Regions from separate parts of the Homo sapiens genome. Here region 2 is linked to region 1. A link is a contact called in ENCODE Hi-C or POLR2A ChIA-PET data. All regions are on one chromosome and are shown on one strand. The core of a region is the stretch at or near the end of the contact, and the rest is flanking DNA. Distances in the headings are between cores, read along the strand shown. Region 1 has its middle 4.4 kb from the start of LINC02639. Region 2 has its middle 55 kb from the start of AKR1E2.

What was found. A loop is a pair of places that touch in the nucleus more often than their neighbours do. ChIA-PET counts read pairs that join two places held with the same protein, here RNA polymerase II (POLR2A). Pooled maps may share reads with other maps.
Region 2: a pooled map shows a loop between it and region 1 (2.5-fold over the local background). The contact joins two enhancer-like sites. A Hi-C loop is called at or near these places in 1 of 168 maps with a recorded cell type or tissue (mammary epithelial cell) and 4 of 50 pooled maps. POLR2A ChIA-PET finds 5 or more read pairs at or near these places in 1 of 52 experiments (MCF 10A).

Annotation. Positions count from the first base shown.
Region 1 is chr10:3,826,737-3,832,311 of GRCh38, forward strand. No RefSeq gene overlaps it. Among named protein-coding and RNA genes, the nearest start is that of LINC02639, 4.4 kb to the right of the region's middle. RefSeq lists enhancers at 2,674-3,262, 3,263-3,851. Within about 2 kb of position 2,260, at least 17 of the 41 ENCODE cell types and tissues checked have a DNase peak (open chromatin) inside an H3K27ac peak, as active enhancers do; they include mammary epithelial cell, where a contact is called at or near this core.
Region 2 is chr10:4,768,833-4,774,380 of GRCh38, forward strand. No RefSeq gene overlaps it. Among named protein-coding and RNA genes, the nearest start is that of AKR1E2, 55 kb to the right of the region's middle. Within about 2 kb of position 3,064, at least 9 of the 41 ENCODE cell types and tissues checked have a DNase peak (open chromatin) inside an H3K27ac peak, as active enhancers do; they include mammary epithelial cell, where a contact is called at or near this core.

The DNA.
Region 1 (5,575 bases), core at 1,010-3,509:
GAAGAGAGAGTGAGTAATAGGGAGGGGAGAAAGGGGAGTTTGTCAGCCATCATATGTCATAAGAGGATATTTTATTTTAAAAATATGTTGAAGCTGGCCATGGTGTGAGTTGACTGCTGAGGGAGTGAGGCTTTCTGTTAGAGAAAACTCTTATCCGTTCCTTAGGAAACGTGATGATAGGCTTGCTAATTTGCAAGTGATGTGAGGCTCCTCCCCGCTTCACTCCTCCCAACACACACACACACACACACACACACACACACACACACACACACACTCACTTTGTGGCCTCCATGGACGAGGTTGCAGTAAAAAAGAGAGAAATTTGTCACAGAAGAGATGTCAAGAAGACAGTGGGCTGGAAAGTGGGCCAGCCCTGAGAAGGAGAAGCACCCGCACAATTGGAAACATTCTCGGGGGGCAGAGGGAAGGGGACTGGAAGCATTCTCGGGGGGCAGAGGGAAGGGGACTGGAAGCATTCTCGGGGGGCAGAGGGAAGGGGACTGGAAGCATTCTCGGGGGCAGAGGGAAGGGGACCGGAAGCATTCTTCCGGGGTGAAGGGGAAGGAGCTGGCCTACTCAGGCGATGTAGCTACGTGGCAGTCTCATCTCCCTTTTGTGGATCAAGAAACAAACTCAGGCTTAGAAAGGCAAATGACTTCCCTGGGGACACAGGGCAGTGATTGGTGGCACAGGAATTCAAGCCCGAGTCTGCATGCCTGTCCACATAGAGGCAGGCGTCAGGGCCGCAGGTGCTGCCGTATGGACATATGTTAACTTACGCTAACTTGCCTTTAGGACTCATCTTTGCTGTTATTTGCTTACGACAGAGCTGCTTCTATAATTATGACAGGATTCCCTGCCTTAGGAAAGGTGAGTCTGAGAGAGGAGAGAATCTGGAGTTATGCTGGCTCAATGAACACTCTTCATCTGATTCTTGAATTCCTTGCTCTTCATTCCTGACCAGGCTTATCTTCTGTTGGGAAATTCCAGCAACAGGGACCTTGTTTCAGAGCTACCGGACTGTAACATCTGGTAGCGATCCCTGAAAGAGTAATCGGGAGAAGCACTGGTTGGAGGGTTGAGGAGGGGGAACTCAACACCCCACCTCCAACCCCCAAAAGAAACCTCTGTGTGTGTGTTCCTGTATGTACGCGTGCGTGTGTTCCTGTATGTACGCGCACGTGCGTTCCTGTATGTACGCGCGCGTGTGTTCCTGTATGTACGCGTGTGTGTTCCTGTATGTACGCGCGTGTGTGTTCCTGTATGTACATGTGTGTGTCTGTGGTCTCCGAGCGTGTCTGTGTGCTTCTGTGTCTCCATGTGTATATTTAGGTGTGTGTGACCCTGTGTATGTCTGCACTTGCACCTGTGCCCGTGTTCGCGTATGCTTCTGGGGGTGTGTATGTGCTCGTGTGCATGTGTGTATTCATGTCTGTGTGTACAGTACATGTGTGTCTGTGTGTGCTGGGTGTGTATGTGTGTATATGTACTGCTGTGTGTCTCTGTGTGTATGTTCATGTATATATGTGTGCATGTGTCTGTGTGTATGGCTGTGCATGAGCTTATGTGTGCGTGTCTTTGTGAGTGTGTAAGTGTATAGACGTGTGTCCATGTGTATGTATAAGGGTGTGTATATGTGTATCTGTGTGACTATGCATCTGCGTGTGCACATATGTGTCTGTGTGTCTGTGTGTGCATGTGTCTGTATACATGTGCATGGCCATATGTGTATCTGTGTATATTTGTGCCTGTATGTGTAGGTGTGTGTCTGTGTGAGACTCTGTGTGGGTACCTGTGTCTCTGTGTGTGTGTGACTGTGTGGGTCACTGTGTGTGTGCATGGGGTGAGGGAGGAAGTAGAAGAAGGAGGCATTTTCCCTGGAAACATGCAAACGTCCCGCCGTGGGGCACGAGCTCTCTGAGTTCTTGGAATGATTCTGACGTCCATCGTAGCAGATAAGTGAAGTTGTCCTCATCCGGAAATAGAGAGAGAGGGATTGCTTTGACATAAAGCTACACCACTTTGTGTATAATGTAATGAATGAATTCATAAACATTAACAAAAACCTGTTTTAAAGGAACTTATAAAACAATGACTAGGCAAAGATCTGTAGAATGCTGTTCATGCCAGAACTCGATGTTAAAATAACAGACATCGCTTAAGAAACTTGGTATGTAAGGAAACTTCTCGGCACCCACCCCCTCGTTTCTGAAAAATTACTAGTGAGTCTTTTGACCTTTCATTTAGTCACGTGAAGTTTTCATGGGTAATTCTTTCTTTCCCTTTAAACTACAATCAGAATCGAAACTGAAACTAAGAAAAGCTCAAGGACGTCAGTATTTGTCTTTTAAGCTGTTAACAAAAATAATAAAACTCTGAAGACTGTTGTCAAAAAACACAATGGTGGTATGATGAAGAAAAGATTATATATGCAAAAACAGACATCAAACCTTAGTTTAGTTTCTAGTAATATAAAATACAAAAAACATATAGAGAGATTTTTAAAGGGGGGTTGGCATTCCCGTATTCACACTGTAGGTCTAAGGAACATGAATGTATTTTGAAAGAATGTCAGAATGACTTAGATATGAAGGAGACACCCACCTCTATATATTCCTAGCCCCTAAGTACCATATTTAGAAAGTAGTTAAATTCTACTGCATTTGTCTGGGAACTTCAATAGAAAAGACCCATACAAACAAAACCGTATTCTCTTCTCAAAAAACAAAACAAGAAAGTACAAGAGCTTCCCATGAGGGTGTCTTTCAGTGCCTGAACTTGGTGTTTGATAGGACCAGGACATGTGGAAGCTTCTGGAAGGCCTGTCCTGTTGCACTCACTCCCTCTGCACTTCCTGGGCACTGTCTGGGGTCTCTGTGCCTGTGTCCCTGTGGACTGAGAGCTGGGCTGAGGAGGCTGTTTCCTGACAATGCTTAGGATGCCTCAGTCTCCAAGGAGAGGCTCTTCCTGAGCTTGTAGCTCAAAGATTATCTTGCTACCTGGCACTTGAGCATGGGGGGACCGACTTTGCTTCCATCCTCCCAGGCAGGTTGCCCGACCTTCCTTTGTGCCACCACAGAACTCCACATTCATCCCTAATTTGGATGTGAAAACTGCCCAGCAGGGGAATGAGCCGCCCCAGGCTGAGGGCCTTGTGATTTATCTCTGTGTTCCCAGTGCCTAAAGCAGGACCAGGCACAAAAGGGGCTCAAGTTGGTGTTGATGTGAAAGAGCCCATGAATTCATGCTTGTCCTATGAGCCAAGCCCAGGAGTTTGGTGCTGGAGTTACGTGGCCCACTGGGCCGTGTTTTCCTGTGCCTTGGGGGCTGCGTATCGAAGCCCTTGCACTTCTGGGGAGAATATCCTTCTAAGGCCATTCTCAAAGTTGAGTGCCCTCTGCAGGGGGTGTGGTGGGGGAGGCAGCGGTGGAGAAAATGAACCGGGGACCCTCCCTATCTTATCCCTCTCTTAGACACTCAAAATGCCCCTGGCATATTTTAGGGCTCTAAGAATTCACGAAAGTCTGCTAAACATTATTTCAGTTAGTATTTCCCATATTAATTGACCATATAGAACTGTTTAAAAAATAGACCTCTTGGCTGGGCACGGTGACTCACACCTGGTGGCCCCCAGCACTTTGGGAGGCCGAGGCGGGCAGATCACCTGAGCTCAGGAGTTCCTGACCAGCCTGGCCAACGTGGCAAGACCCCGTCTCTACTAAAAACACAAGAATTAGCCAGGCATGGTGGGACACGCCTGTAGTCCCAGCTACTCGGGAGGCTGAGGCAGGAGAATTGCTTGAACCTGGGAGGTGGAGATTGCAGTGAGCCGAGATCATGCCACTGCACTCCAACCTGGGTGACAGAGCAAGACTCTGTCTCCAAAAAAATAAAAATAAAACACCTCTTATCCCTGGAAGCAGCTCCCATGGAAGAGTAGGAAGCGATGTCATGATCTCACCTAAGAGGACGTTGAATTTGGACCTGGTTTGCGTCCCGCCTCTGAGGCTCCCCATACCTTCTGACCATTGGCATGTACGGTACCTTCTCAGCAACATGTGGATAATATTAGGAAGTAGAAACAACACTTGGGAATTCTAGCACAATGCCTAGAACACAGTAATCATGTCATATGCTACATACCAGCAGGGAACAGAGCTGCAGAAAATGCTAAAACTGATTTGATAAAAGAGGCTTTTTTTTTTAACCAGTTGTATGAAGGCCTTCAGACTGGCTGTCTGCACCTCTAAATACCTGTCATCTAGATTAGGATTTTAATATCATCTATTTAAAAAATATTAATATGCCCACTGTTTGCTTTTCTATTATTGACTCAAGCATCAGAGCCAATTAAGAAAGGGTTCCAGACAACAGGCCCCAGCACACTCAAAAAGTAAACAACACATTCTTCTGAAATGCCATACTTTGCACTGAGCTCAGAAGAGTCCTGCAGTGAAATGTTAAAGAGTCTGATAACAGTTTGTGAGACAAACACAGACAGGGCGGAGCATGCAAATCAGGACATCCATTTTTTCCCATTAGGGAGATGAGATTTTAATCTGTTTTCAAAATGATGGAGAAATGTTTGAACTTCTACACAGAAGTAACCCTTTCCCCAGAAAAGGAGAGGGTTTTCTGCAAAATGCCACCAAAAATTATAAGCAATTCCTATTTCAAATAGTATCTGTAGAGATTTGATTTGCATCCTAAATAGGGATTTGCAGATTAGCTATTTATAGCATTCCATACACAGAATGCCAACTGATTTTAATACCACTCCTGGGCTTTTGTAATAGGAGATGAAAGGGGAAAAAACAACTTTCCGAAACGTACAGCTTTATTTTTTCCCATTTATTTAATATTTGGAAAGATCAGCTGTATATTGCAAAAGTGGTTATTTTGTTTGAGATTAGCTTTCTTTCAGAAGTTAAATCAATTTTACTTCTGTTGTATTCAACTGCCGTGATTTAGCTGGAACATGGAAACACAGAAAATGAAGGCGGGGAACATGCCTTCATTTGGCATCAGGCTTGGACAGAAGAGAGAGAATTTCCCATTTCCTATTGAAAGAACATCTGCATCAACATTTTCTAAACAACACTGAGCATTACATTAAAATGATATCTTCGATGTATTGTTTCTACTTGGAGAAATTACACAGGCTACAAAAGAGTCACTTCTCCGGATGAATGACATAATAGGGACACAGGCAATCATATCATTGTGATGACTTTTAGAATCTGTAATTTGCACCCCTCTTGTTGGTGCCCTAATGATACTGCCATGAACTTATGTAACAGCATGAAGAATTCTGGATGTTAAAAATTAAGTCTCATATTTGTTCTTATATCCAATTTAACCTGAATTAAATGTATGCTTTGGGAGAAATTGTAGTTGGAGCAGTTTTAGGTTGCTTGGGTGCATCTGAAAAGTCACGACATACCATAGAAATAAAACAGCTTCATTTTGTTTAGTAAGCACTTACTAAATGTCTGCTCAGCAAAGGTATAAGGCAATGGAAGTATGAGAATGAATTTGTAATTACAGTAAAATGACCAGACAGCCAATTTCC
Region 2 (5,548 bases), core at 1,814-4,313, 940 kb after region 1:
ATGCCAGAACACTCCAGTGAAACCCACGTTTTCATTTCTCTTTCTACAATGGAGTCAATGGGTTTGGATGTGTTCCTTTCTAGATTGCTTTTTGGCTTTCATAAATTGTATGAGAAGTTATTTAATTGACTTTGATATGGGGGAAAGCAGTAAATATTTAAATCTGATGAGGATGCTTTTGAAGGAAAATCATCCTGGCCCCAGGATAGCTCATCTTGCTTAACATATTTAGGGCTGGGCAACAGAGTGAATGGAAATGTCAGGAAGAACATAATCCAATCCAACTAGTGACTGCACAAGCCAGGCCTTATTAAATAAGGTGACAGCCAAGAGGGCACTGGAAGCCCATTGCCCTAACTCAGTTAGTCCTGTGTGCTTTCAAGAGTCCTAAACAAAGGGGAATTTGAAATAACAAATTTGAACACAGTCAATATGCAAACACATAACTCATAAGAAGGCATATTGATATTAAAATTTTAAAGTGTAAAGGTGCTATAGATATCTCGGCCAAGTTATCTCTGACTTTTTCAATGATATTTACAAATCTGTCAATTGGTATGCTTTAAATATTTTTTAATCCATTCTTATGGTTACTTATTAATAACTTTTATAAACTTTATAGTATATAAAATGAATTCAAATTTCCTTATCATGTTGAATATAAGTTCTGGTTTCCCAGTTCCATCTTCAAGATAGCTGATTGACAGTATATGACTAAGAAATAGGACTATAATTGCTAATGGTTTGCTTTTTTATATAGGAAACAATACAAATGAAGATTAGAATTTTTACTATTTTTTTAACAAAATTAGCAAATCATGCACTTACAGACTCAAACACAAGCCTAAGTAAGTAGACAAGCATTTATTGTATCCACTGTACAATTCTTTCTCACCATTACGGAAATTAGCTTATTCCTGGATGGTTCAAAAGCTTCCTAAACACATGGAATTTAGATAATTACAAAAGGTTTTTATAATGGAGCCTCTTTTGCAAATCAATATAAAATTGTTAGCTGACCTGGAAGGGGGCACGGACCGGAAAGCCATTTGTTTTAATGGAGTCTTAAGAAAACTGCATAAAAAAGAATATGCTGTTAACGTCTTCCTAATAAATCAAAACAAGAGACTATTTGTAATATAGTAAATGTAACTTTGAGAAAATTTAATTATATTTTTTTAAAAGAATAATCCTGAATGTTGACTTGGAAACCACAGATTTCAGAACTTGCCTCTATATTACCAATATTTCTTTTCATTGATGCTCTAACCTCTAAAAACTAATAGTAAATGATACATCAAAATGCTAACCAACCTACAAAACTGAGTACTCCAATGTTTCTGAGAATTATTTGGGATATAAATTTAAAGCTCATATATGAATAAAATTATAATAAACTCATTCTGCAAGATTATGTATTAATCCAAATAAAATATATATTTGATTTTTGAAAATGTCACAACTTTAAAGAATTAAAATTTACATAAGATGAGAGAGGTTTTAATACACAGTTTAAACATTTGGAGGCTGAAATTAACTTTGATTCCAGCATTTTTTGCTTTCTGATTTCAAATAATTATGACGTTTAAAAATAATCAAAATATCTCAAAGTAATATTTTATGTTATAATTGGTTTGTTTTTACTTTGCCGTGAATTAGTATACTAGTTACAAAAATGGAAGCTGATTGGAAAAAAATAGAAAAATGTCTTAAAAACTTTTTGAGGGGTCATTTATTTTTTTAAGAAGTAACATGTATCTAATGCTGTCTTGGATACACTAAAAAGCACTTAAGACATATGTGAATTCACTTAATAAAATTGTTTTCCATATAAATATTATTTAAACTCCCTAAAATATTGTCTTTTTCTTTTCTTATTAAGGTATAAAATTTCTTTGCCTATTTCTAGAATTAATAAACAAGTTGCTATGAGCAACTTGGGAGAAACACAATAAGATTCTTTAAAAACTTTTTTTTCCGTTTCTTTTTTTAAGTTTTCCTGTTGGCCTGACTCATTGTGCTCTCACATCCCTTTGAAACCATATGGGGAAGTAATAAAGTGTGTCTCTTCTTCCAAAGATATGCACTGTTTATTAACTGACTAAGGGAAATACTATGAGCTCATTACTATTTGTCATACATGGTCATTCAATCACATTGAGCAACAGACAAGACCAGGAAACACCCGTGTAAAAGGACAATGGATAATGGGCAGTTTAACAGTTTAATTTTTTATGAGAAAAAAAAGAAGTTGAATATGACCTTAGATAAAATACAAAATACAGCAATAGTAACACTGCTGGCCATTTCTATTCAACAACAAACTCTCTGTTCTCTGCAGAGACTAGGAGGCAGGTACAGGATTCTGCCTACAAATAACTTTCTTTCTTTAGCACCAAATTGTGCCCAGTGTAGCACCACTTATTGTCCAAAGAATTAAAAGCCTTCAGCAGCAGATATTATTATTGTCTTTCAAAGATCTCCTTCCTGGGAATTCCATCACATGTAAACATATGCTTAAGGATTTAGCTCCATCTACAGGAAGCAGAAAATAAAACAAATTATTTGTAAATACAAAGTCCTCTCTGCACACATCCATTTAGATAAGATTGTTTTTGCTTCTTCCAAATGATGCTTTTGGCTGAGAAAGTTCCAGCGGAGAAAGGAGAGCAGTTAGAGTAGGAAATGGGCATATGACTCATCCATTCCTGGGGTTTTGAATCAGAAGAAAATCTGATTCTACTTCATTAAATAAATTTCTATAAAAAGCAGCCATTTATAAAACATGACTTATGAAACATATTGCCAAGGAGGAAGCCTCTCCCAGGATTTTGCAGGGATTTATCAAACAAGAGTCCCTGAATGTTAAAGTTTCAGATAATTCTGTCTCTGGATGTGGGTTTCATTCCCCTTCTTCCCCATAAACTTCCTATCCTCTGAGAATATGTGCCACCCCCCATAACTGTGTCCACTGAGCCAGATCCCAGGACAAAGGGTGTCAAGGAGGGTTGGAGGAGATGGCTTGGGAAAACCTGCCAATATCCTTTCTCAAAACAATGGCAGAAATCTGGGTGCTGTCTTCTTTCCTGCTCCACATTAATTGACAATAAACATAGCTATTTACTTAAGAGGAAAGCGGAAACTCAGAAATGGTTTGGTCACCAAAAACCACAAATGAAATATTCCATTTTCCCCAAAGTCATATTTATCCACTCTTAAACAACCTTCTAAAGAAGAGCGCATCGTTAGTTGGACATGTTAGTCAAGCCACGTCCTTGCCATGGAATGTTCTTCAGAGCATTGAGTGGAGATCATGTACCTCCACATTCCCGGAAGCATATGCCTCATGTTTCTTCATTGAATAATTCAAATCTAAAATTAGGGGTAAAATGCTCTATTGTACAAAGATGCTGCCTTGTTTATATACCCAATTTCCATTTCTAAATAAATGTACAGTAGCTCTGAATGAAGAAACTGCGTTTGGGTTAATCCTTTGTACCAAGAATAATGACTAGGCTCCAACCTCAATCCTGCATGAGTTTATACTGAAACTTCACCATGTGTATGAAACTATACTTACTCATCAAATCATTTTATTCCAGAGTAAGGAGAAGATCTGCCACAAAGAGAAACACCCAACTCTACCCCAGAGATGCTACAATTCTCAAATTCCATAAATTAGATGTTTTTCAGCCTCAAGCCTTTCAAGTCTCCTTCAGATTTCTATTACTTTTGCGTGAACGATAAACTCATAAAATGTAAGGTTCTGCTCTATTAAATAATGCATTATGGATGTCATATGATTTTGTAAAAGCTTCATAACATTTCTAAGCAAATAAATTATAGAAACTCTGGGTAAAGGTAGTAGATTAGACACATGCTCGCCTATGTCTGCTCCTTCCACAAATCCTAAGGAAATTATAGAGAAGAAGTATAAATTCACAGACAGGTGACTGAAAGGAGAGGCTGCAGTGGATGAGATACATTAACAAATATTTGGGCGGGATGGTGGAAACCGACTTAGCGGAACAAAGGAAGCTGAATCCTAAGAGAATTTTTCACTGAAGAATGGGGAAAGATAAAAAACGAGAGGTTCTGAGTTTTGCAAATGCAGTGATCAGATGGGGTTCAAAACCAGGAGGGCCAATTGACAGGTGGAATAAATAGTGATCGGGCATCCAGGATTCCTTCTCTGAGTTTTTAAATGTTTTCTAATTGATGTATAATAGATGTACACACTTTCAGGATACATGTGATAATTTATTGCATTCACGTAATCAATAAAGATAAAAGCAGCGCAATTAAGATGCCTATCACCTTGAATATTTGTCTTTTCTTTATGCTAGAAATATTTAAATTATTCTTTTCTAGATATTTTGAAATATACAATAATTATTGTAGACTATAATCAGCCTACTAATCTATCAGTCTTATTTATTTTATCAAACTGTATATTTGTAGCCATTAATCTGAGACTAGTAACCATACCTCCCCAACACAGAAAGAAATTGATTCAGAGAGATTATACACTGGGACATGTGAGGCACAGTGGTGGGTGATGCTTAGGCATTAAAACCAGGAGAATTAGGTTAAACTTTATAAACTTCACTGCAGAAAATGGAAGCAGAAGGAATACTTCCCAGTACCTTTTATGAGGCCAGAATTACTTTAACACCAAAGCCAGATTAAAATCATTACAGAAGAATAAACTAGACTCCAACATGTCTTATAATTATAGCTCAACAGAATATTAGTGAGTCAAAGCCAACAATGTATTTTTTGAAATACACTACAACCAAGTGGGATCATTTCATACCTGAAGTAAAGTATACAAAAGAATGATTCAACATTCAAATATCAATCAATGTCATCCATCATGACAACAAGCTAAGAAGAAAAATCATATGCTCATATCAATAGATGCAGAAAAAACATTTGACGAACCTCACAACCATTCAAAATAAAAATTCTCAGCAAACTAGGAATAGAGGGGAACCTTTTCAACTTGATAAGAAGATATCTACCAAAAACCTACAGCTAATATCATACCTAATGGTGAGAAACTTAATGACTTTCCCTTAAGATTAGAAATGGCAAGGATGTCCTCCCATACGATTTCACTTGACATCATGCCCAAAATGCTAACTAGCACAAAAAGACAAAAAAGTGTAATTGAAAATATACAAATGGGAAAGGAAGACATAAAACTGTCACATGAATGACTCTGTAGATTTAAAAAATATATATATATAAGTAACAAATGAGTATATCACGGTCACAGGGAACAATATTAACATATATAATTATTTTGTATACTAGGAGTAAACAATTGGAATGTAAAATGTAAAAAAGGAATACAATTTACTATTGCACCAAAAGAATGAACTCTTTTGTTAGAACAAATCTAACAAAATATTTAAGTATCTACATGTGGAAAACTACAAAATTGATGAAAGAAATCAAATGACATTTAAATAAATGAAGAAATATTTCATGTTCAAAATCCCAGCAAGTTATTTGTTAGATATCACCAGCCTGATTCAAAAGT